Regions from separate parts of the Homo sapiens genome. Here region 1 is linked to region 2. The links are chromatin contacts, found by Hi-C in ENCODE. All regions are on one chromosome and are shown on one strand. The core of a region is the stretch at or near the end of the contact, and the rest is flanking DNA. Distances in the headings are between cores, read along the strand shown. Region 1 holds the start of RCBTB2 (RCC1 and BTB domain containing protein 2). Region 2 holds the start of LINC01055 (long intergenic non-protein coding RNA 1055).

What was found. A loop is a pair of places that touch in the nucleus more often than their neighbours do. Pooled maps may share reads with other maps.
Region 1: a loop to region 2 is called in a map with no recorded cell type, with 18 times the contacts of the local background. The contact joins the promoter of RCBTB2 here to the promoter of LINC01055 in region 2. A Hi-C loop is called at or near these places in 2 of 37 single-sample maps with no recorded cell type and 2 of 50 pooled maps.

Annotation. Positions count from the first base shown.
Region 1 is chr13:48,528,170-48,535,513 of GRCh38, forward strand. RCBTB2 (RCC1 and BTB domain containing protein 2) reads right to left here and starts at 4,911. Exons shown (of 15, transcript NM_001268.4): 1 at 4,859-4,911. It overlaps LOC124903174 (a long non-coding RNA gene), which reads left to right. Exons shown (of 2, transcript XR_007063795.1): 1 at 1-3,880. RefSeq lists enhancers at 3,227-3,396, 4,287-4,526 and silencers at 4,567-4,966, 5,077-5,126.
Region 2 is chr13:45,697,915-45,702,433 of GRCh38, forward strand. It overlaps LINC01055 (long intergenic non-protein coding RNA 1055), which reads right to left and starts at 3,270. Exons shown (of 4, transcript NR_125786.1): 1 at 3,113-3,270. CBY2 (chibby family member 2) reads left to right here and starts at 4,406. Exons shown (of 3, transcript NM_152719.3): 1 at 4,406-4,519. The coding sequence starts at 4,477. RefSeq lists enhancers at 3,089-3,168, 3,619-3,918.

The sequences.
Region 1 (7,344 bases), core at 3,661-6,160, 2.8 Mb after region 2:
CTCTTAGGGACTTCTGTCCACATTACCCCAACCCAATGGTAGGTTTTAAATGCTGACATTTTGCAGTTAATCAGGGGCTTCTAAATGCTAATAATTCTTCTTTAGAAGTGATTACAGAAGAAGGGGTGAAAAAAAATAGCAATTCCTGCAGAGAAGTCCCAGTATTACATATTTTAAAATTCAACTTAATGAGATCAACTCTAAAGCTATGCTTGAGAAACACACTGATATTTTTAGAATTCTCTCAATATAGAACTCTATGCTTAAAATTATCCCATCTGGGTGGGTAACACATTTGATGATGCTTTTATAATCAAAAGAAACAGGAAATTAAATAATATCGATATCTTTTAGGGTACCAGCATGCAGTTTACAGCATCGGTGTGTTAATGAGCTGCAGACCACATAAATTTCAATAGGATAATGATGGTTCCCAAATATATCCTTAGGTGAGTCATTAGATAGTATCTTTAATAGCTTTTTAAGGGTCATCTTCAAGTTATAAATAATATAAATACGTATACAATAAAACATGATCCCAGTTTTCACTTGCAAAAAGGGATAGTGTTAGCTGTAATATTAGCTCCACTTAAATGAGATGTCTAAAATCAATGACAAGTAACAGTAAAATACCTACATGGCTAATTAAAATGGAACAATTATAAACAGGACGGACAAAACTAAAACACTAAAAGCATAACTAAAACTAGCACACAACCTCAAAGGAAATGGTATTGTCATATGTTCATGAAAAACAGAAAACTGTTGTGTAGAATACAGAAACCCTGTTGCTATTTTAATTATTTGTTTTTTTAAAAAGTTTTCCAAATTTCAACAAGAGTGATGAGTCAGATCTTCAGTACAAAGCAAAGCGGTATTTAATTGAAAAGATTACTGAGCTTGACAACTTCAGTCTTTTCAGCCACACACGGCAAAAGTGTCATTTTCAAATATGAAAAATAACCAACATAAATGATAAAAATATTTTTAAGTTGTTATATGCACTAATGTGAGTTGAGATTTGAGATCTCATTTGTAAATCCATTTTAAATCTCGGTCCTTATAGATTTAATCCAATTTTTCAAAAAAAAATCTTAACACGCCTGCTACAGAGATCCTAATTGTTAAAGATCTTTGACCCACAGCATATATATTCCTTCAACATGGCAGGCCCTCTTGGCCTTGGCTCATTTCCACTTGAGATTGGTTTTGTTCAGTATTATATACATACATACACGCAGCATAATACAGGACATATTATAATGCAGTCAAAATTTATGTTTTATTCACATACTATCTCCTACTGGTACTTGTTAGCTCAAAACATCTTCCATAGGGAGATATACATAAGAGATATTAGCTCAGGCCAATTAGCAAGGCTGAAGACGTAAAAGAAACCCACTCTAATGTCAAATTAATGCTGAAAAATTATTATGGTTTAAGTTTCCTGGAAACTTTCACGTTGTTAGAATGTGATCACCATGTGAACTAGATACATGTTCCTTCCAGACAATGAAAGCTGGAAGTATCATCTCAGCCTTCCATTGATGGACATTATCAATATCCCTTACCAGGAGGCAAGCCATCCACTCCTTTGAAGTAAAATCTCCAAGTAGAACTCTCTTTTAGTCTTTAACAAGAGTCCTTAATGTCACTCTGTAACCCCAATAATTCCTGGTCTCCAATCTACCTTTTCCTGGACAATTTTAATCTGTAGCAATATTTATTTATTTATTTATGAGATGGGGTCTTACACTATTGCCCAGACTGGAGTGCAATGGTGTGATCATGACTCACTGCAGCCTCAACCTTCCCGGCTCCAGTGATCCTCACACTACAGCCTCCCAAGTATCTGAAACTACAGGTGTGTGCCACCATGCCTGGCTCATTTTTTTTTTGTTCGTTTTTCTGTAGAGACAGAGTTTTGCCATGTTGTCCCGGCTGGTCTCTAACTCCTGGGCTCAAGAACATTTGACTGCCTTGGTCTCCCCCAAAGCGCTGGGATTACAGGTGAGCCACCGCGCCCGGCCTGATTTGTAGTAATTTAAATCCAAGTAAACCTCAACAGTAGCAGTATCTTGGGGCATTTAAATTTTACTTTAACCAACTGATAAAACCAAACTTGAATATGACAATTTCATAGGGCATAAGCAAATTCCATGGACTCCTTACATTTATGGTCCTAGATTAATAATATTTTGGTGTTTGAACAGAGTATTTGTAATCTATGTAAGTAAAGGACATGAGGGGAAACACACTTTACTTTCTAAAATTATTCCTCTCCATCACCCTCTTTCTCTAAGCCTTCTTTAATTATGGATTGAAATTTAGTTAGGTCTATCTGGTTCATTCAGATACCTGTAAGAGAGGTCATTTATAGCATAACATCACACCAGGTGATTTAAGCTCCTCTCCTACACAGTTTCAAATACAGAAAAGCAATGACCATTCTTAGAAAAGATCTTCACTAGTCATCCACAGTCAGAGGGACATTTAGAAGCAATTGCAAAAACTGTGGAGACAACGTACAGTTTTTCTCAGCACAATTTACATAGATGTCTGGCTAGCTCTTCCTTGTAAAAGTCCAGTGTCTTCATTTGATGTGCTAAGTTAAACTGTAAACTCCTGAATAATTTGAACTCTTATTTAGGAAAAAAATGTTTTTTCACCTATATACTATAAAAAATGGTGACGTTTATCACAAGGGTCATGCCGTGGGCTCCCATAAAAGACATTGTAGAGCACGATAAAGAACGTTTTCTCCCAGAAGAACATTTATTTCTAAAACCCAGTTCCCCATGTTAAACATCACCTTTGGTTTATCCTTCAGACTCACCGTACCCATGATGTTTAAAATTGCAACCCACACCTGCACTCCCAATTCCCTTTCTCTGTTCTCCTTTTTCATTTTTTCATAGCATTTGTACTTTTCTAACCTAATATACAAATATGTTTTTTATCATTCTTTGCTAGAATGTAAGCTCCAGAGGGAAGGGATCTTTGTCTCTTTTGTTCATTGATGCATCCCAAGCATCAAGGACAGGACGTGATAGAAAATCAATTTTTGTTGAATAAATGAATGAATCTAGGTTGAGTTCAGTAAAAAAATATCTCTGGAGTAAGTTAGTTTCCAATTTTATTTCTACAATTAACAAATACCTTCTGAGCTTCAATTATGGTGGAGATAGATTGATCATACCCTTACAAATATATAATATCAGATGGTGATTAAGTGCTACAAAGCCGAACCAGCAGTACAAGAGTTTGGAGAGCCAGACATTTTAGGTGAGGTAGTCACCTCTCTGAAATGATGGCAATTGTTTCAAGACTTAAATAAAGTTCTGTGCCATGCAGATTTGCGAAGAGTGGGAAAGTGAGCATTGAGCATACTGGAAATACCAAACGCAGACGCCCTGGGATGAGGGTCCGCTTGGCGAGCCCAGCAAGAGCAATAAGGCCTGAGTGGTGGAAGTGGGGTATGCAAGAACGTATCATTCTTGTTGCTTTTACCTGCTGCTTAATAACACGCATGTACTGTCTAGCAGGAAATAAAGAGATTACGTTTCACCTAGAATACTCATTCTCTGAGCCTAAGTGGCTCTTCTATTCCAGCCCCCAAATATCTGTATCAGCACATCATATAAGATTACAAAGCACAGAGTAATGACATTGTTAGAAACTCTTCACAGTAGCCCCAGGAGTCACGAAACTGACTTAACTAAGACCCACTGTCTAGTAAGGTGTAAAACCCAGCAGGAACGCAATACTAGGAAGGTGCAAAGCCAGGAGGCTCAATAAACGTTAAACAGTGTCTGGGGGAAAGAGCAACGATCCAGAGCACTGTTTGTGAACTCAACCACTTTTATTCAGCTCTGACAAGGTAAGTCGCCAAGCGCGGTACAAAGTAGCTCCATGAAATGCGTTTTGTTATAGTCCTGGTCTCGAACTGTTGCAACATTTTATGTAATTTTTGCAAAGAACAAAAGCAAAAAGTTCATTCTAAATTAGCCTTCCAACTCAGTTCTTTCTCCGCCAAGACGGAGCACTTGGAAAGTTTTCAATGTCTGAAAACCTCTATTTCCAGGGCTGAGCAGAGCACTATGTTGCGGCTTAAGACGCTCGGCGATTTCTTCCCATCCCTCCGCAGTTCCAAAACGGCTTCGCCTAACAAAGTCAAACTTTTCGCGCTATTCCTGGACATCAGGACCAAATGTCGAAAGCATATACTGCCACTGAGTTAGTGAGCCGGGCCGGTGCCCGGGACCTGGGGTACTAGATTTATGGGACGGGAGCCTAGGGGTCGAGGCCACAGAAATGAAAACATCGGCAACATATGCAGTGCAGCGAGTGGGTTAGGAGGGAGAAACTTCAGGCAGGACGCTCCCTCGGGACCTGTGACGCCCCCCCAGCCACACCAGACGTGGGAGCTTAGGATGAGAGCGGCCTCCGAGCAGATGATCACCCTGGAACGACGCCAAACGCGACCCCTACCAGAGGACTCGCGCATGCGCAGCGCAGCCTGGGCCGGCGGCCTGGGCAGGATGTAGTCGCGAGCAGCGCACCGGGCCCACGCCAGCGGAATTGCGCATGCGCAGGGCCGCCTCTGCCTGCGGCCTGGGCTGGGTGTAGCCCCGGAACCTAGCTCTTAACTCCCGCCAGCAGTTTTACGCATGCGCGACGACGCCTAGGCCTGTGGCACGGTCGCGGCTCTAGTCCCCTGGGCCCCTCAGCTGTCTCTGGCGGGGAGGTCGGGCCGCAGGGGCGGGGAGGGGTGGCCTGCCCCAGTGGTACCTGACAGCATCCCACGTCACGGCCGCGATCCCCCTCGGCCTCCCACACCACTCCTCCACCCTCTTACCTCCTCGCAGGCCGGAGCCTTGTCCGCTCCGCCTCCTGGGTAGCGGTTACTGCACGGTCAGGGGCCCGGCGCCGCGATGAGTTGGCGCCTCCCCCTGAAACGGCCCGGCCTCGGCGGGATGCGCTCGGGTGCCCGGCCGAGACGGAAACGAAGGGAGCGCAGACAAGAGGAGGGGGCTGGCGACGGCGTCTCGCCCCTCCTCTCCTCCCTAGGCTGCCCACCGCCGCCCCTCCCCTTTCTCGCAGACGCCCCCTCCCCTCGGAGTTGACCCCCGGGAGTCTCCCATTGGGGCCGCCTCCGCTTTTCCAGGGAGTTCCTCCGTGGGTCACCCCCACCTTCTCCAGGGTTATGTTCTCGCAAATTTTGGGAATTTGTGGATACCCGACCTAGAAGGATAAGGCGTGTATGATGCTGAGAGCAACCTTTTCCACAGCCCCTCTCCTCCAGCCTGCCCCAGCTTTTCTTCTATTGCTGGCCCCTCTATCTGGGGGCTCCGATCACTTCACGTTTTCACCCCATTGCTGTGGGGCGGAAGTCTTGTAGCCCCCTGTAGTACAAATGCTGAAATAATGAGGATGTGTGCTGGGGGGTTCAGGGGGATGACCTCAGTTACCTTGGGGCCAAGGGCTTCGAAAACAGCCACCTTCTCCCCTTATGATTATATTTTGCAGTAATTTATTATATTACACTGCACTTCTGTTGGCCTTTGTAGATTTAAGTAAAATGCACCACAACTTTGCAGTGTGCAATAATTTCTTCCACTGCACTACACTTAAATTGACCTGAGTGGGTTTTGGTTAAATGCTCAACAATTAAATGTTATTAGCTATTCCTGTGAAGTAAGCTACTTGCTTTTATACTGGCTGTTTCATGAGGACACTGGTTCCTCTACAGTGTAGAGCCAAAAGTAGTAAAGCCAAAGAGAAAAACTAACATTCCAAACCACAGTGACCGTGTCAGTCTGTTTCGTCTGGCTTTTGTCATTTCTTCGGAAAAACATCATTCTAAAATGTATAACTGCCTTTCTGCTACATAGGGCAGACATTTATCTCTATTCTCTGAGCATAGCCCACTGAGCCTCAGAAGGAGGCACGCAAAATGGTACACAGGTATTTCTTGTAGAGCTCTAAATGGAAGAAAAAGTAAGTATACATTAACAGGAAGTTGCAGCGATAGTGCAGAGAGGCATCGTGTGCCTGCCCCAAGTTTCTCCACTGGTTACATCTTATCAATGAAAGAAATTTATGAGTTAAACAGGTTTGCTCTCAGAAAAAGCTCACTTCAGTGATGATAGCTGGCATTTTTTTTTTAAGCACCTATTGTGTGCCAAGAGGTTTATCTTATTTGGAGCTCACAATAATCCTGTAAGGCAAGGATTATCCTTACTTTACAGATAAGGCAACTCAGGCCCCAAGAGATTAAGTTTCTTTCATCAGCAACCATGGCAAGATCTGTTTGCCTTGCGCACTTGGTCTTTTACGCATTATGGACAGCTGAAGTTCATGCAGGCCTTACGGTGTGCTTCAGCTGAAGCCTGACAATTAGCTAACAATAAAAACATGTCTTAGTGTTTTGAAAACTGTGATATTATCTCAGAAGTTAAAACTTTAAAATATACCTATAAAAGAATGTGTTTCACTAAAGATTTTAATTTTATATGGGTCCAACAGTTTTTCCCAGGGCGGTCAAAATTAAAAGTAAGAAGTAAAAATGTCTCCATCACATATAAGTTTCCTTCAACACTTTTGGATAATTTGGTCTACTAAACTTCACTGTATTGCTGAATTCAGTAGACTAAAAATTTAGACTCTGAGAGAGTATAGGTTAGTATTTCAGGAGTTAAAGTTCCCATCACCACATCTCCCAAGTTTACCTACATCTGTACCTGTGCACTCTATTCCTTCCCATTACTGGGAATGAGCTGTGCATGCTCTTATTTAAGTTCAACTCTTCCACCTTTGTATTAGATCCTGTCTTCCTTACAGTCTCAAGGTTTTCACTCAGGTAGTTGTCACCTCTCAATCCTACATTATTAATTTTTGTATCATTAATTTTTGGATCATTCCCATAAGCATATTAACATTGCGCAACATTTGCCTATCTTTTAAAAAGTTCCTTGATTATATGTCCCCTATCAGCTACCAATGTGTTCTCTGGTCTCTTCCAAAATGTCTTAAAAGAGTCACTTATACTAACTGTATCCTCATCCCCTCCTCCTATTCATCCTCTTTTTTTTTTTTTTTTTTGAGATAGAATCTTGCTCTGTTGCCCAGGTTGGAGTGCAGTGGCGCAATCTCAGCTCACTGCAACCTCCACCTCCCGGGTTCAGGTGATTCTCATGCCTAAGCCTCCCAAGTAGTTGGAACGGCAGGTGTGTGCCACCATGCCCAGCTAATTTTTGAATTTTTAATAGAGATGGGGTTTCGCCATGTTGGCCAGAATGGTCTAGAGCTCCTGACCTCAGGTGATCTATCCACCTCAGCCTC
Region 2 (4,519 bases), core at 2,020-4,519:
TAGTCCTCTCTCAGTTCAGTCCCATGTAACTAATTCTTGTTCGGTTTGATGTTGGGTTAGCAATTCTCATGTAACTTTTTAATCAGAGTCCTGGAAGACTTTTCCTAGTCTGATGGCATTATCTCCAAAGTTATCAGAAATCTGTATTTAAGAGTACTTGTCAGAGTCCTTTCCATGAAAAGTAAGTTGGGTTGTAGCTGATTGGAAAGCTTTTTAGAGAAGAATTCAAAACAATAACTGTGGATTACAAAAACTTAGCCATGGTTAAAATCTGATAAAAGTTCTCAATTGTCAAGAAAATTAAGTTATTTCTATTATATATAGCATTTTAAGATAACAACCAGAACCATGACTGACAGCATCACATCAAGACCATCTGATTTTTATAATAATGTAATCTTAAGAATATTTGTATTAATTATATATCTGTACAAATATAACTTTTAAAAAGATTTAACATATCAAAATTATGACTGATAGCATATGAGATTTTTATAAATTTATGTAATTCTTAGAACATTTATATCAATAGCATACCCATAAACATAACCAAAAGAAGATCTAGTATTATTTAGCATTTGATAGTGTCTCCCATAGAGTTTTACCAAATAAATCCTACCAAAGACGTTAAAAATTCAAAACATTTGATCAAAACAGAGCTACAGGTCATTTAAAAATAACAGTTATTCATTTAACTAGCATGACAGTCAAAAGACCTCAAAAGTAATACAGAAAGTTACATGGGAGGTTTCCTGGTTATATGAAATAATTCAGACATATCATAAGGCCAAGAGTATAAAATTATATTACATTTGAGGAAAACATTGCTTTTCTAAACTTTTAAGATAAATATTTTAGCATTATGCCATAAGAACAGCATTAGGACTGGGGTAAAAAGTTGTAAGAGTTGATGAACAAGTTGAAGAGGACAGTTATCATTCCAGCCAAGCAAAAAGATATTTTTTTTTCAAGGGGGAAAAAACAGAAGATAATGAATGTGATCTGCAACTTATATGTAACAAGGTGCAGGAAAAGTTGAACTTCTGAGATATAAATCTGACGTTTTAATTTTAGAATTTAAACTCAATATTTCTTGCAATATCATTGAGAGCAAATCAATACTTCAAAAAATTTTGTTGCTTTAACCAAAATTTTTAGTTTTGTATTAGCGCATTTTTAATATTACAGCTAATTTTAATAAGACCTTATAAACAAATCTATTCAATCTCAATTTGTTTTGACTGCAAGGTAAGATTTCCATAAACCTTTTATAACCTCTTACAATTTGTTTTATTTTCATTCTTTCTCAACTTTCTATATTTATTTAGTTTTATCTACACTTTTTTAATTCCTTCAATTTAAAACAATCCTTTAGAACCTCTAAACTAGGCAAAATTACTTGCCCTTAAACGAAAACCATATTCCTGTCTTCTTGTGTGTTTACCAAAAACACATCCTATTTTTCGTATACATTCTGCAAATAGAATTGTTTCTCTTGTATCTAGTAGTTTCAATTACTTATATAAGTTACAATATTAACTCTTAGTAATCCTTATTTTAGGGATTTTAGGGAAGAACCTAGGAAGTAAGAAATCTTGAATTGTCTGCAATATATCAGTATTTTAAGATAAAATATTATAAGTATTTCATGTATTTTAAAACCATGTTTTAATCTTTAGAAACATTTCCTTATACATTTCTTAATTGGAAGTGACCCAGCTGCTCAGTAAGTAAAGTATGATAGTAAGTATCATAACTTTAAGATTTTGAAAAACATAAGAATTTCATTTACACACATTTGTCCCATTTACATTTATCTAATTTATTTGTTTTTAACAGTTTATCTAGATTAGTTATGAGAATAGAGATATTAGACAAAGCTAGTCACCATTTTAAGTTATTTCCTTGTTAACCATTTTACAGCTTGTGAATATCAGGTGTTCACCTAAGCAAGAACTTTAAAGTGAAATACACAGATATTTTGCTGATAAATCAGAGGATTTCATTGTTTTCATTAAACCAACAATATTAAATTAGTCTTATTTATCAAAAGAATCACATAAACAAAGATTATTCTGTTTTGGCCGGGTTTGTAATTTCATAACTTTTTGCCAAACCTGGACATCTTAAAATAACTATCAGATGCACATATCAGCTGACCAGTAAACACAGGCAAAAATACATGCTGACAATCCTGAAGACATATCTATTTTTATTTTATCAATAATTTTTTTTTAATTTTCCAAAGATTATTAAAGTCAAATGAACTTGAAAGCATTTGGACTTATTTATTTAATTTATCAGTACTCTTTTATTTATAAGCTAATTTGGTACCATATAGACACAACATATAACATAATGCATGTATATGCATAAACAAGACAGTTGGATCAAACTTATTTTCCTGATAAAACTGGAATCTGTTCACATGGCTAAATTTTATTTGCCCTGATGAGCAAAGCAGTTTCCAGGGCACTTTGATTTTAAAAGACCTCTTTCCTTTTTTTTCTTTAGCCAGTAACCTGAAACTAGTAATACCATGAACAGTAAGTTTTATTTCAACACCAGCAGAAAAGTCAGCAGATTCAGAGTAGTCAGGAAGGAAAAATAGGCAAAGAACTTAGAAGACTACATGGTAACTCTTTAAGGACAGAAGAAGAAAGAGGGATTGACTGAAAATGTTTTACATGTGCCATTTTTCTTCAGGTTTTCTAGTTTATGGAGTTGCTTTGTTCTAATTGAGTGTGCAGGAGTCTGGAGATCTCATAAGGCTTCTGCTGTAGCCATCACAGTCTTTGACCTCTGTTAAGCCAAATATTGCTACACAGACCAAAAATACAGACAGACCAACAAAAATCAGAACCAGACTAGATTATCTTAGTGGCTGTAGCTTTTTAGTATTGCCTTAATTCTTTGGGACTTAAACATACACCAGATTTGGGACTCTGAACTGACCAGAATCCCCCTTGGGTAGGACTCAAATCCACAATCCTAGACAAGGTTGGGACTCTCATCCATAATCCTAAACCACAGGGTGGGACTTGAACCCACAGTCGTTATGATGAGTTCAAAGACAATTAAAAGTACAGGGGCATATTAACAAGGTACTCACCAGAAAGATGTCTAATCCAGAAGCAATTTATTTTCCCAAAAGAGAAGTGCCAAGGGAGCCTGAAGTGCCATGGTGGAGAAGAAGGAACCCTATAGTCGAGCCTCTGGACACCCTGGTCTAGGTGGCCACTCAGGATCAGTGCAGGGGGCCTGCACACCACTAGGGGCAACAGTACCTTGGACAGGCTGTTCGTCTCACCTGGGGTTCTAGTTTGTTAACAAGCAAAAGGGGCTCACTGCCCAATGTGCTAGAAGCCAACACTGACACCAAATTTTTGAAAAAAAGAAAAGCTTTATATTAAAAGTCACCTCTGAAGGAGACAGGAGTCAAGCTCAAATTTGTCTCTTTCTGCTGGCATTAAGGCAGTACTTTTATTAGAAAAGGTTCAGGGGGTGGATTCTGAGATTAGTAGGTGATTTGTGCAAGGAAAAGGGAGGTCTGGAAAGTCCTTGGGCATGCATAGTTATTTCTTCATGTTAACTCCTGAGTTGCATGGCAAATTCAGGGAGAGTTAGTATGAAACGTGGTGGAAATTCAGGCTATGACATCAGCAAGCTTATTCTGTGCAAGCTCCAGTTAGCCATCTTGGTTCCAACCAGTTTCAGCCAGGTTTTTCTTGATCTCACAAGTGGAGGGAGTTTCAGCGGCTTAAGTTTCTTTTCTTATCTGCTATCTTGAAACTCAAAAATTAAGTAACTGGTTTCTTACTCTTTGGGACTTTCCAGACCTCCCATTTCCATCCACCAATCACCTACTAATCTCAGAATCCACCCCCTGAATCTTTTCTAATAAAAATACTACCTTAATGTCAGCACAGAGAGACAGATTTGAGCTTGACTCTTGTCTCCTTGGGAGTTGACTTTCAATATACAAGTTTTTCTTTTTTAAAGAACTTAGTGTTTTAGTATTGGCTTCTATTGCATTGGGTAGTGAGCCGCTTCAGCTCTGTAACACTAACTCTGGTAGATAGCATCAGGATGAAATTGAATTGTAGGGCACACAGTTGGTGTCAGAGAATTAAGGAATTGAGTAGTGTCAGAAAACACCTCAGACTACACTTTCTCCCTTGGTATGGGAAGAGTTCAGTTTGTGTTTCTTTCTTCTTGAGTGACCCAACTCCAAGAAGATGCCACTTCTGGAGAGAGAATAGGGATCTCAACTTAGCCTGGCAGTGAGAATACGAATGGCAGCTGGAATGACCCAACAGGGGGCTAATGTTTGGGCTATTGTGTGTGTCACACTGACCCTGACCAGCCAAGTAGTCACAGCACCCACAAGCTCTTCCTGCCTGTCAGATGCCTCATTCCCACCTGTGATGCTCAGAGAGAAACCATGAGCCCTGAAAAACACCATATTGTTTTGTGATGTCACCTCTGGAATGTTCTGAGTGTTTTGGTGACCAACTTC